Regions from separate parts of the Mus musculus genome. Here region 1 is linked to region 2. A link is a loop called in an ENCODE intact Hi-C map of the cell type or tissue named here. Cell type or tissue: heart. All regions are shown on one strand. Each heading gives the region's core, and the rest is flanking DNA. Links, peaks and the distances in the headings are about the cores only.

Region 1 (8,336 bases), core at 315-8,314, 210 kb after region 2:
GTGAGTTCACAGGGTCACTTATCCCAAAATACAAATCAGAGAGATGGCTCAGCTGTTAGAGTAGGCTCACAACCATAACTGTAAGGAATCAAATGTCTTGATTTTGATTATAATCAAAGTGCAAACTAGTCAGCAAATATGTTATCACTAGTACACCCTAGATATAATCGAAGAAATCCCCTTTGCAATATGTATCCATTTTATTTGTTCTGTTCCTCTGAAGAACCCTGTTGAATACAGACTTCTTCCTGTCTCGACCACTGCCTGGCCCCTGTGCACCGACATCCTGCCTTCATCTGGTGTTACAACCACCTCTTGCATCACATTCTTTCTCCCCCAGGGCTGCACATTTCTGGAAGGCAAGGACCAGGTTTGCCTTGAACCTTGCTGCACTTAGGTATCTGGAAGAGCATGTGTTCAACAAATAAAAGAGAACAAAACAAAACAGGTTTAGAACGGGTTCCAGAGTCCTCCAATCTCCCTCTTGGTTTCCTGCTTCTGCACAGGAACGTTATGGATGGCTGCTACATTGTTGTAGGCTGGGGAGGTGTGTGTGTGTGAGACTGTTTCACTAAAGGCGGTTGTGTGGCTCTGAGTTGGTCCAGTGTCCACATAACTCAGTGCCCTTATACTTCCCTTAGTACAAGTGGGAGACCACCTGCTTGGAGCAACTTTGTTTCGGCAGTTCTTTTTACTCATAGCTCATAGCTGACAGCCCACAAGTTTGATCAGCTACCTCAGGCACCTCAGCCACATTTTCCCTGTCGCGGTGGACTGCGTCCTCAAACCATGAGCCCAAACGAATCCTCCCTTCCTTAAGTTGCTTTTGTGATGTATGTTGTCACAACAATGGGAAAAGTAATATTTGTCCTCCTAGCCTGGTCCTCTAGAGTTCCAGTTCTAGCTCCTCAACTTTATGCCCCTTTACACCCCCTCCTTGTGTGCACCTTCAGAGGTGACAGGTTAAACTTCACCTGTGTGCTTTAGATAGGACATCTGTCACCAAGGACACGTGGTTACTAAGAGCAGCATTAATAATTTGGGAATGGCTTCATAGAAAGGACTGAAAACTGCTGGAGGCTTATTCTTCCCCGGAGATCGAGGAAGAAAAGCATATATAATTAAAGTGATAAATTGGATTTTTTTTGGGCTTCTCTGTTTACCACTGTCAAACATAATCTATTTCATGCATTTATACGGAATGCATAAAAATAGGTCAGAATTAATTTTCTTCAGTTTGCTTATTTTCCCCTCGAGTTCCCTGGGCAGATGCATAGCCCAGATAGGGAGGGGACGACTGTAAGACTTGTGTATTCAGAGGAGATGGTAGTGGAAGATTTAGTGTATGAACCCCGGGAGCTGGTGGCACCCATGAGCAAGCAAACAATAAGGAGAGGTAATGAGCTTCTGGGAAACAGCTTGGGACCTGGATCAGAGGGAAGAGAGTTAGCGTCACGGCTCAGTCTAGTGAGCGGTGGGGTTTGGACTTCAACCTCCTTCCTTCTTTTCTCCGAGTCCCTTCTCCATGCTCTCCTCTGTTGCTTCCTCCACTCTCTCTCTACGGTGTTCCTTTCTTCTGTATGTGGACACGAATAAGCACGGCAAATAATTCCCTCCATCATGCCCCTGTCTCTCAGCTTACCTCATCGGTCTCCTTTGCTCAGAGCCAAGCTTCTCAAAAGACCCACCCATACACAAATCTTCTGCAGCCCCCCACTCACTCGTCAACCTCGGGCCATCTGGCCTCCGCCCCTGCAGAGCCCCCACTCCTCTGAACTGCTTTTGTCAAAACCATCCAGGCTCCAGTACTGCCTGGCTCCAAGGGGAGGGGCTGGCTCCCCGCCTGCGCGCTGTTTATTTGGTTACACAGCAGCATCTCTAACAGTTTGAACGCGGCTTCCAACTTCAAACACGTTCCTGGCTTGGCATTTCTCATGCCCCGCAACACCCCCCACCCATTCTTCTACTTCGTTAAGTCTATTTGCTGGGTTCTCTTTTCCCTACAATAAAATGGAGGGGCGCTTAGAGTTTGGTCCTAGTCTTTTTTATTTTATTTTATTTTATTTACACTGTCTGCCTAATTGCATGGCTTTGAACAATACACCAATGACACCTAAATTTATACCTCTTGACCCTACTCAACTTTTCCCACGGACTTCTGGGACTTCGTCAGCTCTGTGCCTCCACTTGTGTGGCTGACAAACGACGGAATGAGATTCTTCATTCCTGTCTTGGCGAAGAACCACCCACCGGCTCATTCTAGTTACAGCCCCTCTTCAACTCCCACCACTTTGCTCATCTCAGTACCCCACCCCCACCCGGTTGCTTAATAAATCTCAGACAGACTTCTCATCAATTCCCTGGCTAGGCTCCATCTATTCCTCTTCAAAATATATCAGATACATTTCACGGCACCATGACCGGAGTGGTGTCTTCTCACGTTACTATAAAGACCTCTTCATCCTTGACCTCCAACTCAGTTGGCTTCCTCCCACTTTAAACGTAGAAGAGTATCCTACTATAGCACGCACGATCCTCTGCTTAGAGCTCCACTGCACTGAGAATAATGCCCCTCCCCCTCATTTACAATATCCTGCATTATCACTTTTCTCCTCCCGGAGGCCACACCCCTCTGTGTGTCTTGTCTTTAGGCTCCATTTAGCCAAGGGGCATTGATTGCTTTCTCTGGCTTTCCTTTGCACAGATCTCTCCCACCCCCATTTACCATCATACAACAAACAGATTAAAATATTAGATAATTTAACAAGACAGGTGACTATAAGAAGCGCCTAGGCACCCACCACCTAACTCGGTTTAATTATAAATTTTGGTCATACTTACTTTGGTTTATTCTTTCTGTCTTTTTCCATACTTCCCTGCTTTCTTTCTTGACCCTTTTTGCACTGTACCTGGGTTGGCCTTCTCTGCTGACTTCTCTGCCTCCTGTGTTCTGGAATTTCAGGAGTGCAATCCTGTCTTTGATTTCTCTAAGAGAAACCACATTCTGCCATTCAGCCAAGGGCCCATGCGGTCCCCTCTCCTGCATCTGGTATTTATTCTTCCAGCATCTGTTTTTGCAGTCAGTACATGTGTGTGGGCCCACCCACGATGTCTGGCGTTTGGCTTACCTGCAATTTCCTCGTAAATGGTATTTTAGAGAGAAAAGGCTCCAGGGCTCCCCCTTTTCCTCAGCATGGGTTGTGACTTACTGTGGTAGAGTATTTCACTGGGCGCGATGTGTCACTCATCTGTTTTCCTAATGGTGGATAATGGTGCCCTTTTCAGTTTTGGTCATTGTGGACGATGATGCAAAGACATATGCACACATTTCCCTGAGCTCATGCTTGAGCTTCGCGAGGCTAAACCTTAAAAACAGCATTCCTGAATAATGAATAGAACATGTCTCCTCAACTGGGCTGGATAATGGCAGATTGGTCTTTTTATTTATTTATTTATTTATTTATTTATTTATTTATTTATTTATTTATTTATTTATTTATTAGGTATTTTCCTCATTTACATTTTCAATGCTATCCCAAAGGTCCCCCATACCCACTCCCCCAATCCCCTACCCACCCACTCCCCCTTTTTGGCCCTGGCGTTCCCCTGTACTGGGGCATATAAAGTTTGCAAGTCCAATGGGCCTCTCTTTGCAGTGATGGCCGACTAGGCCATCTTTTGATACATATGCAGCTAAAGACAAGAGCTCCCGGGTACTGGTTAGTTCATATTGTTGTTCCACCTATAGGGTTGCAGTTCCCTATAGCTCCTTGGGTAATTTCTCTAGCTCCTCCATTAGGGGCCGTGTGACCCATCCAATAGCTGACTGTGATCATCCACTTCTGTGTTTGCTAGGCCCCGGCATAGTCTCACAAGAGAGAGCTATAACTGGGTCCTTTCAGCGAAATCTTGCTAGTGTATGCAATGGTGTCAGCATTTGGAAGCTGATTATGGGATGGATCCCTGCATATGGCAGTCACTAGATGGTCCATTCTTTCGTCACAGCTCCAAATTTTGTCTCTGTAACTCCAGATTGGTCTTTAAAGAGGTTGAACAAATTCCCAGCCCTAAACCAGCTCAGCTTTCCCAGAGCTGCCGGTCTGGTCTGTGCCGCCAGGGGGCGCCAGGCACCTTGCCCAGGCTGATTTTGCTCTCCTGAACCCTGGCAGTGGACAGTGTAGGCTTCAGTTTGTGGGTCACGGAGAGACGGGGGCCTAATCAAACACAGCAATAAAACTAAATAAAAAAAACACAACAATCATGATAAGAGCAAAAACGTACCTACTCTGAAGAAAAGAAGGAATCATATTGCTAAAATAAACATCTGTGTGCTTAGCATGTAATACACAGTAGGGCTAACTTTTCATGCATCTATTTGTTGTAGATGTTTAAGAAATAAAGTAACTTAGCTGCTTTTTTTTTCGCGCTCTCCCTTCTGGGTTCAGCTAAGATTCCGAGTTTGGTGGGCCTCCAACTGACTTATTTGTATGTGTGTTTCCATAAACAACTTATGGGACTATTTTTATTCTGTATCTAACAGTGCGGAAGTTTCTTTCTGGCACATCCAGTGTGGATTCCAGAATAGACCTTCGTTGGTGCTGCAGTGTGCTCAGGGCACAGCCGTTCTAGTCTAAGAGAGTCTTTTAGGTTGTTTGCAGTTTGGAGCTATTTAAACAACGGTGGGTATACAAGTTGCCAAGATGGATATTTTTGTTTTTTGCTCATGCTCAGTTTTTGTGTTCCTGGAATTGTGTCTGGTGTATAACAAGTGTCCAGTAACTATAAATTGAGCAAATGAATAAATGAACAGTCTCTAATGTGTCTCCGAGTTGCTCAAATGCAGTGTGTCCATAAATGTATATGTAGTGGCTGCATATGTGTTTGCATATATACATATACATGTACATGTACATACACATATGCACATATGCACACATATACACATACACATATACACACATACATATGTACATATGTACATATATGTACATGTGCTGGGTTCTGGGGTGAACTCACTCTCCAAGGATGCTGTATGAAATCGAAGATTATCAGCAATTTGAGCGTGTGAGCTTCCCTCAGCTTTGCTAGACTTAGCTTGGGGATGAGTATCTGTTCAACACTACTGTATGTAAAAAATCATACAATTGCTATTTTAATTTGTATTTGAAGTCATTTCTGATAGCCCTCATCTGCTATTCCCCTTGACATCTTCTGTGGCTTCCAGTTTATCATGAACAGGAGAGGGCCGGAGTGGGGTGAGGGTCATTCCTGAGGCCAGAGCCTGACTCAGAGCGTCTGCAGGCCTTTATGCACCCCTAGGCTCCCTTTGTCCTTGGAGGTTCTTAAGCACATGTGCTAGGACATACCCAGGCTCCCACAGGACTGAAGAACTCAGCATGGGGACCTGAGCCACCCATTTGTCTAGTTGTACCTCAAGTTCAGAAGGTCCTCCTGAGGGTTGGGATGGGGGTGCTGCAGGGACTCATGTTGTCCTTGTCTAGGAACACCTGGCAGGCAGGAGGTCCCAGGATTCAGGTGTTCTACCATGTTCTAGCATTTGTAGCAACTGGGATTCTTCTAGGGACCCTCATATTCCCAAGAGGGGAAGCTGTCTTTGGAGTCCTCAGGATGCTTCCTCCACCTACAGAAAACTACACCAATCTGTCTGTCTGGCTCCTTGGTCTGACAAATTGATCATTATTTGAAGGAGAAAGCAGGCTTGAGTTAAGGGTTGTATGTACCAGCAGGCAGTTTTTGGGGAGTGTGGAGTACAACTGAGGCAGAAGGTTGGAACATTCAGGAGTCCTCCTGGCCGTGGGGCAAAAGGGAGAAATGCCAGAATGCTGGACAGAGCAAAGCATCAGGGCCTCCTGCCCCTGAGAACATGGGAGATGCATTGTCACCTGAAATACGGCAGCAGTCTGGTTCAAAATGCAACTCCAGAGAATTAGGCAGAGCGGTGGGTATGCAGAAACCTAAGCCAGCTGCCAGGAGGGAGGAATATTTGCAGCACAAAGGGATGACACTCATTTGAGATCTTTTCCCATTTGAAAGTACTTTTAAAAATCATAACCTGTTAGCCCAGAGGGTGAGCACTCTGACTTGACAAGCCCGTTCACTTCCCTTTGCAAAGCAGTACAGTAGTTAGCTTCCAGCAACAGGAGAAAGCAGGTTCTTATTTAACTCTTGGCTTGTGAGTTAAGTCTTCAGAAGTCCTAGAAATCGGCAGCAGTGAGACCTCATCTCCTTCTGACAATGTTGAATCACAAAGCACTACCCCTGCTACTCAGTCGTAGGGCGATTCTATCAGACTGCAAGTTAAGAAAAAACGGAGCCCCCTGACCCGTCCTCTGCGTGGAATCCCGTGGTGAGTCCACGCTGCGGATCAGACGAAGACCTTTCCGGTGGCGAGAATTTCTGCTCTTCCTTTACTCTCTTAACCCAACCATGCATCCTTTACTTCCCCCTGGATGGGGATTTTATTTCATCCATGCCTTTTGATGTCTTTATTTTTCCTTCCCCTGAGGACACACAACATCTGACCCATTGTCAGCTGAGCCTCTCTGAATAGACTCCACACTCAACACATAACCTTTAATAACATTCACCACTTGTGTGTCTTCTCTTTAGGCTATGCAACTACATCTTTTTGAAAGGTTCAATTAAATTTTTTTATTTTAACAGACTCATTCTTATCCTTTTAATAGCTATAGCATTGATTATTTAGGCACTGCGTATTTCCATTTTTGTGTTTATATCTAAGACTATCTATGTCACACATTCCTTCCCTAAACTATCCATTCCCTAGATTCATTCTTTCTATTTTTCATTAATGGGACATATTAGTCAGTTACTCTGAAGTGGAAGTTTTTAGATATGTCATGTGATGCAGACTCCTGCGGTGTTTTGCTAAGACAGGCTCACGTAATGTTTTACTGGTATGTACCCAGTAATAAGTATATATTAGCCAAAAAAAGTACAGAATACCTAGGATATAATCCATAGAACTCAAGAAGGTTAACAAGCAGACGGGCCCAAGTGAGGATGCTTCAATCCCACTTGGGAGGGAGAAGAAAGCAATCACAGGAGGCACAGAGAGGAAGGGACTTGGGAGGGAGAGAAGGAAAGGGGAGAAAGGGAACAGGAGCAGGTATTGGGGTGGGGTGGGGAGGGAGACAGGATAGAAGTCCTGAGGGCCAGCAGAATGAATGGAAACAGGCAACCTCAGGGAGTAGGAGGTGGGGGAACCCTCCTGAAAGTACCAGTGACCTGGAAGGTGAGAGACTCTCAGGACTCAAAGGGACCTTAGATGAAATGCCCAACGGTGGGGAGAGGGAACTTGCAGAGTCTACTGGAGCAGTAGAAAGACAGGGCATCAAGTGGAGGGAGGGGGTTGCCATCCCACAGTCAAAAATTCTGATCCAGAATTGTTCCTGTCTAAAAGAACTGTAGGGACAAAAATGGAGAATAGACTGAGGGAAAGGAAGTCCAGTGTCAGGCCCAACTTGGGATCCACTTCAAGGGGAGGCTCCAAGGCCACACTGTTAGTGGTGTACTTACAGACAGGAACCTAGCATGGCTGTTCTCTGAGAAGCCCAACAAGCAGATGACTGAGACAGAGGCAGATACTTACACCTGAAGTCAGGAACCCCTGTGGATGAATTAGAAAAAGGATGGAAGAAGCTAAGGAGAAGGGCAACTCCATAGGAAGACCAGCAGTCTCAACTAACACAGGCCCCTATGATCTCTCAGACACTGAGACACCAACCAGGCAGCGTACATGAGCTGGTCCAAGGCCTCCAACACATACACAGCAGAGGACTGCTTGGTTGGGCCTCAGTGGGAGAAGATGCACCTAACCCAGGGGACTTGAGGCCCCAGGGTGTAGGGAGGCCTGGTGGGGTGGGGTGGGGGATATCTCCTGAAGACAGGGGAGGAGGAAAAATGGGATGAGGAACTGTGAGAGGGTGGACTGGGAGGCAGGTGATGATTGGACTGTAAAATAATAAAGGTAATATAAAAAAATCTAAACCTACATTACTCTGTTCTCATTGTACAGCTAGGCAGTGGGCATTGTCCCAGGTTTTAGAAGTGTGAGCAAATCTTTAGTCTCCAGTAGAGACAGGAAAAGAGAGATATAAGGCAATTAAACTATGGAATGAATCGGCATGGGTACGTGAGGGCAGATGCCAAGGGAATATGGACACGAGCTTTGGAAACCTTGAGGAGTGATGGGTAAACACAGATTGCTTGGGGGTAGGAAGAGATGAAAGCTGGGCAAAGAGCAGAGGAACACAGCACAGTACTGTACCCAGATTATCACATGGAGAGAACAC
Region 2 (8,336 bases), core at 136-8,135:
GCCTTTTAAAAATAATTAGGAAATTTGCATCTCATTTCAAAGTAAGATTTGCCCATTGTAATGCCCTCGCTCATCCCTCTGTACTCTGCCAACGTTATCCTAAATGTACATAGTCAAGTCTTCGCTGTTGCTATGGTGAATTTTTTTCTTGCATTAACTGATATGTTCCTTAATTTCTTTGAAAGTTAATTTTCATGTATACACATATGTATAGCAATGACTAATTTTATATGTCATTTGACTGAGTCAAAATTGCAGAGGTAGCTGGCAAAGTGACATCTCTAGGTCTCTTGGGCCTTTGAATCAGTCAACTGAGTGTAGCTCTCCCTGCCAAGGTGGAGCCGTCACTAGCGAGTTAAGGGCCTGCATAGAACACAAAGAGAAAGAAAGAGTAGATTTGCCAAGAGGTAAGAATGAGAGTGCCTATCTTTCTGCCCCTAGGCATGGTCTTGGTTCTTTTCCACGAGGACCAAGACTGGGACTAATACCTTTGTGGGGCCTGGTTCTCAGGTCTCAGGCTTTAACTAGGACTACATACTTCACGGGACTCTAGCCAAAGAAGGCAGCTACTAGGACATTTCTGATTCCCCAGTGGTTTGAACCAGTCCCTCATGAGAAATCATTTTCACGCACATCTTTTCCCTGCATCCATCCTTGCAGCCCTGTGTCTCTGGAGAACCCTAATAGATACTATTTTCTATTTGAATGACAAATAATATTTTGTTTGTTTGTTTATTTATTGCGTGCATCCGAGGGTGTGCAAGCCTGTCACGGCACATGTGTGGAGGTCAGAGGAGAATGTTTGGTTCTTTTCCTTTGACTACGTGGATTCAGGGGTTCAACTTCAGGTTGTCAGGCTTGGTCAGAAGTGCCTATATCCACTGAGCTGTCTCATCAGTCTTTTAAAGCAAAATTAAAATGTGATATAAATCATATATATGGAATAACCTATGGGATGCAATTATGTAATTTATTACTTTCTTCTCTGAGACAGGGTCTCACTGTTTACCTCTCTGGTCTGGAACTTGTCATTCAGACGAGGCTGGCCTTGAACTCATAAAACTCCATCTGCTTCTGCCTTCTGAGTATTAGGATTAAAGGTGTGGGCCACTATGCTTGGCCATTTATATAATAATAATAATAATAACAACCCATAAATCACTACCCAGCAAAGACATATCACCAGTACTTAGAACTTGCTTCCAACTGTACCCCCTTTCGGTCCCCCAAAGGAATCCACTATACTGATTTTTGAAACAATGTGTTCTTGATTGCTGGTTACAGTTTTTACATCTTACCTGGGTATCCTTTAACTAACTGTGTCTTGTCTTATAGATTCGTGTTTGTAGGAGACTCTTTTTGCTCAGTAGTATGTGTTTGCCTCTCACCTGCACTGCCTCGCATCCCGGACTGCACTCGTTTTCACAGCTGTATCATTTTCCATTATACAGATTTATTATCTGTCCTGCGATTGAGTGACACTGTTCCATTCAAGGTTGCAGAAGAGAAATCTGCTATTTTTCTCGGCGTGAACAGCTTATTTTGTTTTGTTTTCTATCTGGATGATCATAGGATTTTTTTTTTTTAAAGTGCCGTTGTCATCGTTTACTAGAATAAATTCAGACAGCTCTTTTAAATTTGCCGGGCGCTCTCACGGTGGCTCTCATCTCGTGCCTGCTCAGTTTTCTCTGTGCTCTCTCCCTCACAATGGACGAGCTTCATCTGTCTAGATGGGGACGGATGGTGGGGTCTCCTGGAGATGATGGGTCTCTGCAGAAATGTTTCAGTCTCAACATGGGAAACAAATTTATAATGTCCTCACTAAAACCACCCTTGAAGTGACATTGCATGTGAGAGGTGGGCGGCCTCACCTAAACCAGAAGGGACCTCTTATGACTATCATGGAACACTCCTGTGTCCCACCTACTCTCCACCCTCACCCCAACCCTCTCACGCTCTACCAGCACCCATTTACCCTCCACCCACACCCTCCACTCCACCCCACCCTCCACACCCCCACACCCCCACCTTCCACCCGATCCCACCCACACCCTCCACCCCATCCCACCTCCACCTTCTCATCCCTTGCCCTCCACCCTCCACCCTCCATCCGCTATCTGCGGATCTGACAAGGCAGCTTTGCCTGGAAGCAAATCTCCACTCTTTTCTCAGTGGTAGCTCCAACAAGCCTAGAGCAGCCTGGGGTCGAGAGCGAGCTAGCAAGCAAGCACTCCAGCCCCAGGTGGTGGTGGTGTTTGACTTTGACAGCCCAGATGGTGGTGGTGTTCGACTCTGGGCGACAGCGTGACTTGTGACTCGCACTCCTCTGTGGACTCTGTCACACAATGATTTGTTTGTTCTCTTCTACCCTGTAGGTCGGTTCATCAGAGAATCCCCAAGGGAAAGCTTTAAATGTATTGGCTTGGGTTGCCCCTGTGGGCTGGAAATACCACCTATTTAGCTTGTATTGATCCTCAAATTGAAAAGTGGGCCTCTTGTGCAGCAAGCTGCCTCCCTGAGCCGGGTAGGAGGGCAGAGTGGACGGAGAGTGATGGGCAGCCTCTGTTTTCCCGTCGGTACCTTGAGAAAAACTCGCGCTTATTTAGCAGGTTGGCAGGGAAACCGAACACTACCCAAGATTTATAGTCGCCCGAGGGACAAGCTCTTGTTTGTGGTGTTGAATAAGACAGTCTCTTCCTCAAAGTCTCTGTACAACAGGCAGGGAGGCCAATCATTTGCCAAACATCTTGTAGAAAAGAAAAAGAAATGCATCAGATGGGAGACTGGACAATGTCCTTAATATTCTTCCTTTCCAGAAATCTTGTGACTAGTGTTTTCTTTGGATGCTCAGGGCACGTGTGTGTGTGTGTGTGTGTGTGTGTGTGTGTGTGTGTGTGTGTGTGTGTGTGTGTGTGTTTATTTCTCCAGTCCTGTAGTCCTGAGTTGTTTCTGCTTCAATGTCACCTAAGGATTTGTAGTCAGACTGTGGTGGGTTTGCCTCATCGCTGCATATACAATATTTTATTGCCTTAAAGGGTCTGACAAATTAGGGATAGCATTCTTTTTGGAAGACTTCTGGTTCAGTTCTCCTCTGTGGGCCTTGAAGGGCCTGTATTAGTCACTCAGCAAGCAGTTAAGGTTTTCTCCTTCCCTCCTGGGAAACAAAAGTGATTAGGAAATTGTGACTTTGCTATTGTTCTCAAGAAAATTGCATTAAAATTTACAGGTACCTTTCCAAAAGAAGACAAATTATACACATTACAAGAAGGGAAGAAAAGACTTGGTGATTATGTCATTCCTCTGAGAGCAGCTCATTGTTTTGCTTGCTACAGAATGTATCCATCGGAGCAGACCTGTCCTTCTGTGGGTCTGTGATGCTGGTAAAGTCTGACCGGGAGAACCAACCTACTGGCCCCATTTCTGGGAAGATAATTGAAAAGTTAGGACACCACCCCCCCCCCTTGAGAATTGTCTGTGCCCTTGGAGTACGGGTCTTCCTCCTTGATTGGAGACACTGGGGGGGGGGAGGGTGCGGGGGGGGGGTGTCCGTGGCAGTGCTCTTAGGTTAATCAGATATTTGAGAAAAAAACTTTATTTTCAGCCAGGACCTGCAAACCACATATCCTGTCTAGTGTTTCTTGAACTATCTAGGATAGGGAAGAACAGGAGAGGTATCGTCACTCTGGTTCTGTGCCTGTTAGAATGTGGCACCTGCCAGCACGTTCTTTCTAACACCACCCAAGTGGGCCCAACCTGAGAAAGAAAACGAGCTGATTGGTGAAGTTACAATGCATACTAACTATTCCCTTTGGTTGTAATAGGGCACAATGGGCAGATGCTAAGAGACAGGGACGTGAAAGCTGTTGACTGACTCTGTGTCCTTGCATACCACGCTAGGCAACAGCCAAGTTGCTCCTCTGCGGTTCCTAGATTTGTGCAGGAGGAGGCTTCTCTGGCTTGTCTGAATGGTCAGGGAGCCTGCAGCTGGAGTCAGGACATAACTGTAACTTCATGGTTTATTTAATAAGTGTGTTTCAGTCTCTTCTTCTGGAAAAGGGGAACAAAATGGGGGCACTTTCTGGCAATGCTGTGAATAATAAATAAGCTGTAGTTGTTAGAAAAACCTCAAGATCAGAGAAAATGATTAATAGTAATTAGTTGGAATATGATTGTTGCCTTACTTGAATATTTGAAAAAATAAATTCCTTCCCAATCTCCAGTAGAAATATTTTTTAGAAATCAAACAAGTTGGTCTTTTAAGAGAAACTGAACTATCGTGGGACACTTGCTGCTATTTTATATGTATGCCCTTGATGATAAAGAGTGGATATTTGTATTAGGACACCTGAATCTTATATACTTTGCTTAACGCAATAGATAATGCCCACAAATCTCTTAATCGCTTCAGTTCCCACGAGAAGAAACACAGCTACACGGTGATGGCCTCCGAGCTCAGCTCTGTCTCGAGTTCTCCCCCCAGAGACTCCTGAAACACTAGTTTTATAGCAAAGATGCCTTCCAGCTAGATTGGCTATAAAAAGATCTCTTTCTCTCTCTCTCCCTCCCTCCCAATCTCTCTCTCTCTTCCCCCATTGACTTTTGTTATAAAATCAGAGATAATATCTCATGGGGGGGTCCTCCAATTGATGGACCAGATTGTTAAAGACCGGGAAGATGACGCACTTGCCTTATCCTGCAGCCAACATCTGAGTTCTTCGCTGGGACTCCTGTTTTTATAGCTCATAAAGATTTAGTGTGGAGCCTTAAAAAGTTGTAGGTGCAGTAAATGTTGATATGGGCTGACCATAACTACACACTCTACACACACACACACACACACACACACACACACACACACATGCATAGATGAAATTTATTGAAGCGTTGTGGAAGTCTTTGCGAAAAGAACTTCATTCAAAAACTTGTATATGTGAAAGGGATAAGACTTGCCTGAATTTGGGTCTGAAGAGGAAGTCACACCACGGGCTAACCTTTTGTAAAGGGGTCTGGCAGTGAGCTTAGTGTTTTGAAGAACATAACTGAAAAAAGCCTCGAGACAAGGTACTTAAGATGGAACGACCTACCCAAATCTGTACAGCTAATTATGGAAACCCAGGACCAGGACTCAGTACTTTGGCTGTGCTGGGAGATATTAAAGCTACTTTTCTGTTTTCTCTTCAGGAAAAGAATTTGTTACTCCGGAGATCATATTATTTAGTCCCAACCTGCTCCTTTTAGTTCCAACCCAAGATGGCTGCAATACTACAAACATACCAGTAGGTGATGCTACAGGCTACGATATTGTATGTCTGTCCCGAGCTGACTTTTACTTGGAATTTCATCATTTGGGCGTCTGAAGACTCCTTAGAATTCCTGCAAATATTTGGGGGAATCCAAAAGAAATATGAAAATTAAAAACAAAACTATACTATAACAGTGATCGAAAATTTAAAAGGTTATATGACTAGTAATACATACAAATCTTAGTTGAAATCAGTTTTTAACAGGTAAAAAAGGGGGGTTATTTTACGCTAAGCTCCCCAGATAGAAGCAGAGTTTCGCTGTTCCAAGTGGCTCACATCTTCATTTTGTTCAGCAAAGCCTTCCACTGTGTCAGAGACAGAACTCTGAGGAATTAGAGAACGAAGTGAGATCCAGAGCACATTGCCTAGCTGTGCTATCCTGGACTGGTTCTTTAACCTCCTCTGGCTTTGACCTAATAACACGATTACACCCTGCTGTGAGAATGAATGAGATGACGTGTGAAAACAAAGATTAGCTGTCACCATTAACTACCTTTCTTTCTTTCTTTCTTTCTTCCTTCCTTTCTTTCTTTCTTTCTTTCTTTCTTTCTTTCTTTTTTCCTTCCTTCCTTCCTTCCTTCCTTCCTTCCTCCCTCCCTCCCTCCCCCCTCCCTCCCTCCCCCCTCCCTCCCTCCCTCCCCCCTCCCCCCTTCCCTCCCTCCCTCCCTCCCTCCCCCTTCCCTCCCTTCTTTCTTTGTTCTTTCTTTCTTTCTTTCTTTCTTTCTTTCTTTCTTTCTTTCTTTCTTTCTTTCTTTCTTTCTCAGTTAGAAACCTTTGAAAAATACTGACGACTTTAAGTTTTTCTCTTTAAAAACCTGGGAACTGGGCGGGGGGTGGGACTTAAGAGGCTGTGTGGTTGGGTTCTCAAATCAGGTTTCACAATTTCATGATACAATACAATTATTTATGTAAAACCGGACACTCCACTCCTAATCTCCTACAGGTGCACCTTGCCCCCCTCCACTTAGGGGGAACCTGATATTTCTTCTTTGGGTTTAAGAAACTCTCGGAATGCAAAGCCATCCTTTTTATCATTTATCGTGCAAAACATTCCGCTTTAGTTTTAAATGTAGTATTCGTTTGTTCTATTTATAAAAGTAATCCAGAACAAATTTGTTAAATTCTACCAAGTGATGTGCTTATGCAAGGATTCTATTAACACGGCCAAAGAAGTTTAATCAGTAAATACAGATGTTTTCCTAACTTTCCAGCCAGTGAGCCAAGGCTTTGATTTACCTGATCCAATGCTTAGAAAAAAATATTTTGGTTAGAAAAGTTCCAGTTTATTAAATAGCCGAGCAGGCTACTGAGCCCTGGCTTCCAAGAAGTAGCAGTGTTTGGTGTGAGACCTTATGGTACTGACTGCTTTGATGAATTAGACGGGTCTCTCAGTTTTGTGGGCCCACCCTCATTTAGTTTTATCTCTCTAATGATAAAAAAAAAAGTCTACCATGTAGATATGTAACCCTAGCTTATTTTGAATTCATGGTTCCCTTGCCTCAGCCTCTCAAAGTGATGGGATTAGGTCATGCAATTTCACAGTGATAGAATTCCATCCCAATGCCATAAACTCTAATCACAGGAGAATATATAGATTCTGGAAACAACAAGCCAAGGGTAAGTTAGTTGATTGGATCTTTGATTTTCTGGCTATTTTGAAGATTTCCATACAGAGAGGCTATCAAGAACCACGGGCCCCAACACTTTTTTACAAAGTGACCAAGACTTCCCTGTGGTCCTAGAGACCGCTATTGCTGCTTCTACCGGCAGGGGGTGCAGCAAGTGTTTCCCTTTCAAGATACAAGGGCCACATTGATTAACATGTGGTCTAGGGACCAAAGACTTTCTAGGGGAATCATGAAATAATTTTAAGTAAAAATAAGTGTAATAACGAATATGCAACCAGGATTTCAGCCTAGATTACATTTGCTTTTATATGAACACATAACTGAATTAGAATAATAGTTTTTGCTAAAGGAGGAAGGAAAACACAAATAACCAAAGTGTCTCCGGCCCATGAGCAGAATAACTAACCCCAAATTGTACCTCCAAACTCAGAGTTCTAAATTTACTGTAAAAGGCAGGGGAAGCAGAGACTGTGGGAGGGGGGAAATTCCCACCTTCTCCTGAGGCTGACACTCTTCTATATGCTGGGCTCTGGAAGGCTGTAGGGAGGAAGCCTGGACCATCCACATAGTTTTGAGTTGTTTGGCCCAAACTGATAGGTCAAATAAAGATATTTCTGACCTTACGGCTATCTAACTCTTCATCTCTAACTCCTTCCTGAAGCAGAAATAGGCTCTAAAACAAAACAAGTCTGGGCTAGACAATGCATGGTCAAGAAACTGGATGCCTCCTCCCCATCCAGGCTTCAGGCAACCCTACTTCAGGCAAACTATAGATGAGTCAAACTATAGATGAGTCAGTTTCCCCCTCCTCAGGGAGTTACTCAGGAGGTCTCAGAGATTTCTCTGAAGGACACACGAACCGACAAGAGCCCCACCTTCTGCATGAGTAGCAGACCTTGCTGGTTGGCTGAGGACTGAGGGAGAAAGTTCCAGACATCGTGGTCTAATGCCTCAAACCCTGCTCTGGCTGCCAGCGGGGAGTACCTGTTGATGTGTTTATAAAAAGAGAAAGAGAAGAGGGAATATGTTCTAAGGAGATGTGGTGAGGTATGGGGGAAGGGTGTGCCTCAGCAGGCCCATGCCAACACATCCCTTCCCCTGAGGGACCAGCCACACAACAGTATAGTATAGAATAGAGTTTATTCAGGGCATGGGGAGGGGAGTTAAGAGGGAGAGAGAGAGAGACAGACAGACAGAGAGAGAGGGAGAGAGAGAGAGAGAGAGGCTGGCCATGATCACGTGAAGAGAGAAGGGGGAAGACAAGAGAGAGGCAAGAGACCAAGAGAGAGAGAGAGGAGAGGGCAAGCAGCCCCTTTTATAGTGGGTCAAGCCTACCTGCCTATTGCCAGGTAACTGTGGGGTGGAGCTCAGACAGAATGCTAACACTTGTACCCCTTGGTCTGTG

What was found. Peaks named below come from ENCODE experiments on the same cell type or tissue, not always from the same donor. Only the 100,000 strongest peaks of a DNase experiment are listed, where the experiment ranks them.
Region 1: a loop joins it to region 2, with 4 times the contacts of the local background. A loop is called at or near these places in 12 of 42 quality-filtered maps.

What each region holds. Positions count from the first base shown.
Region 1 is chr1:172,615,312-172,623,647 of GRCm38, forward strand. It overlaps a transcript of Fcrl6 not described here. Among named protein-coding and RNA genes, the nearest start is that of Dusp23, 13 kb to the right of the region's middle. In heart, for the core only: a CTCF peak has its summit at 4,128 (motif pointing right); a DNase peak (open chromatin) is centred at 4,120; H3K4me3 peaks cover 1,015 bases; H3K27me3 peaks cover 1,046 bases.
Region 2 is chr1:172,403,938-172,412,273 of GRCm38, forward strand. No RefSeq gene overlaps it. Among named protein-coding and RNA genes, the nearest start is that of Pigm, 32 kb to the left of the region's middle. In heart, for the core only: a CTCF peak has its summit at 7,068 (motif pointing right); no DNase peak of the experiment used is centred there; H3K27me3 peaks cover 1,781 bases.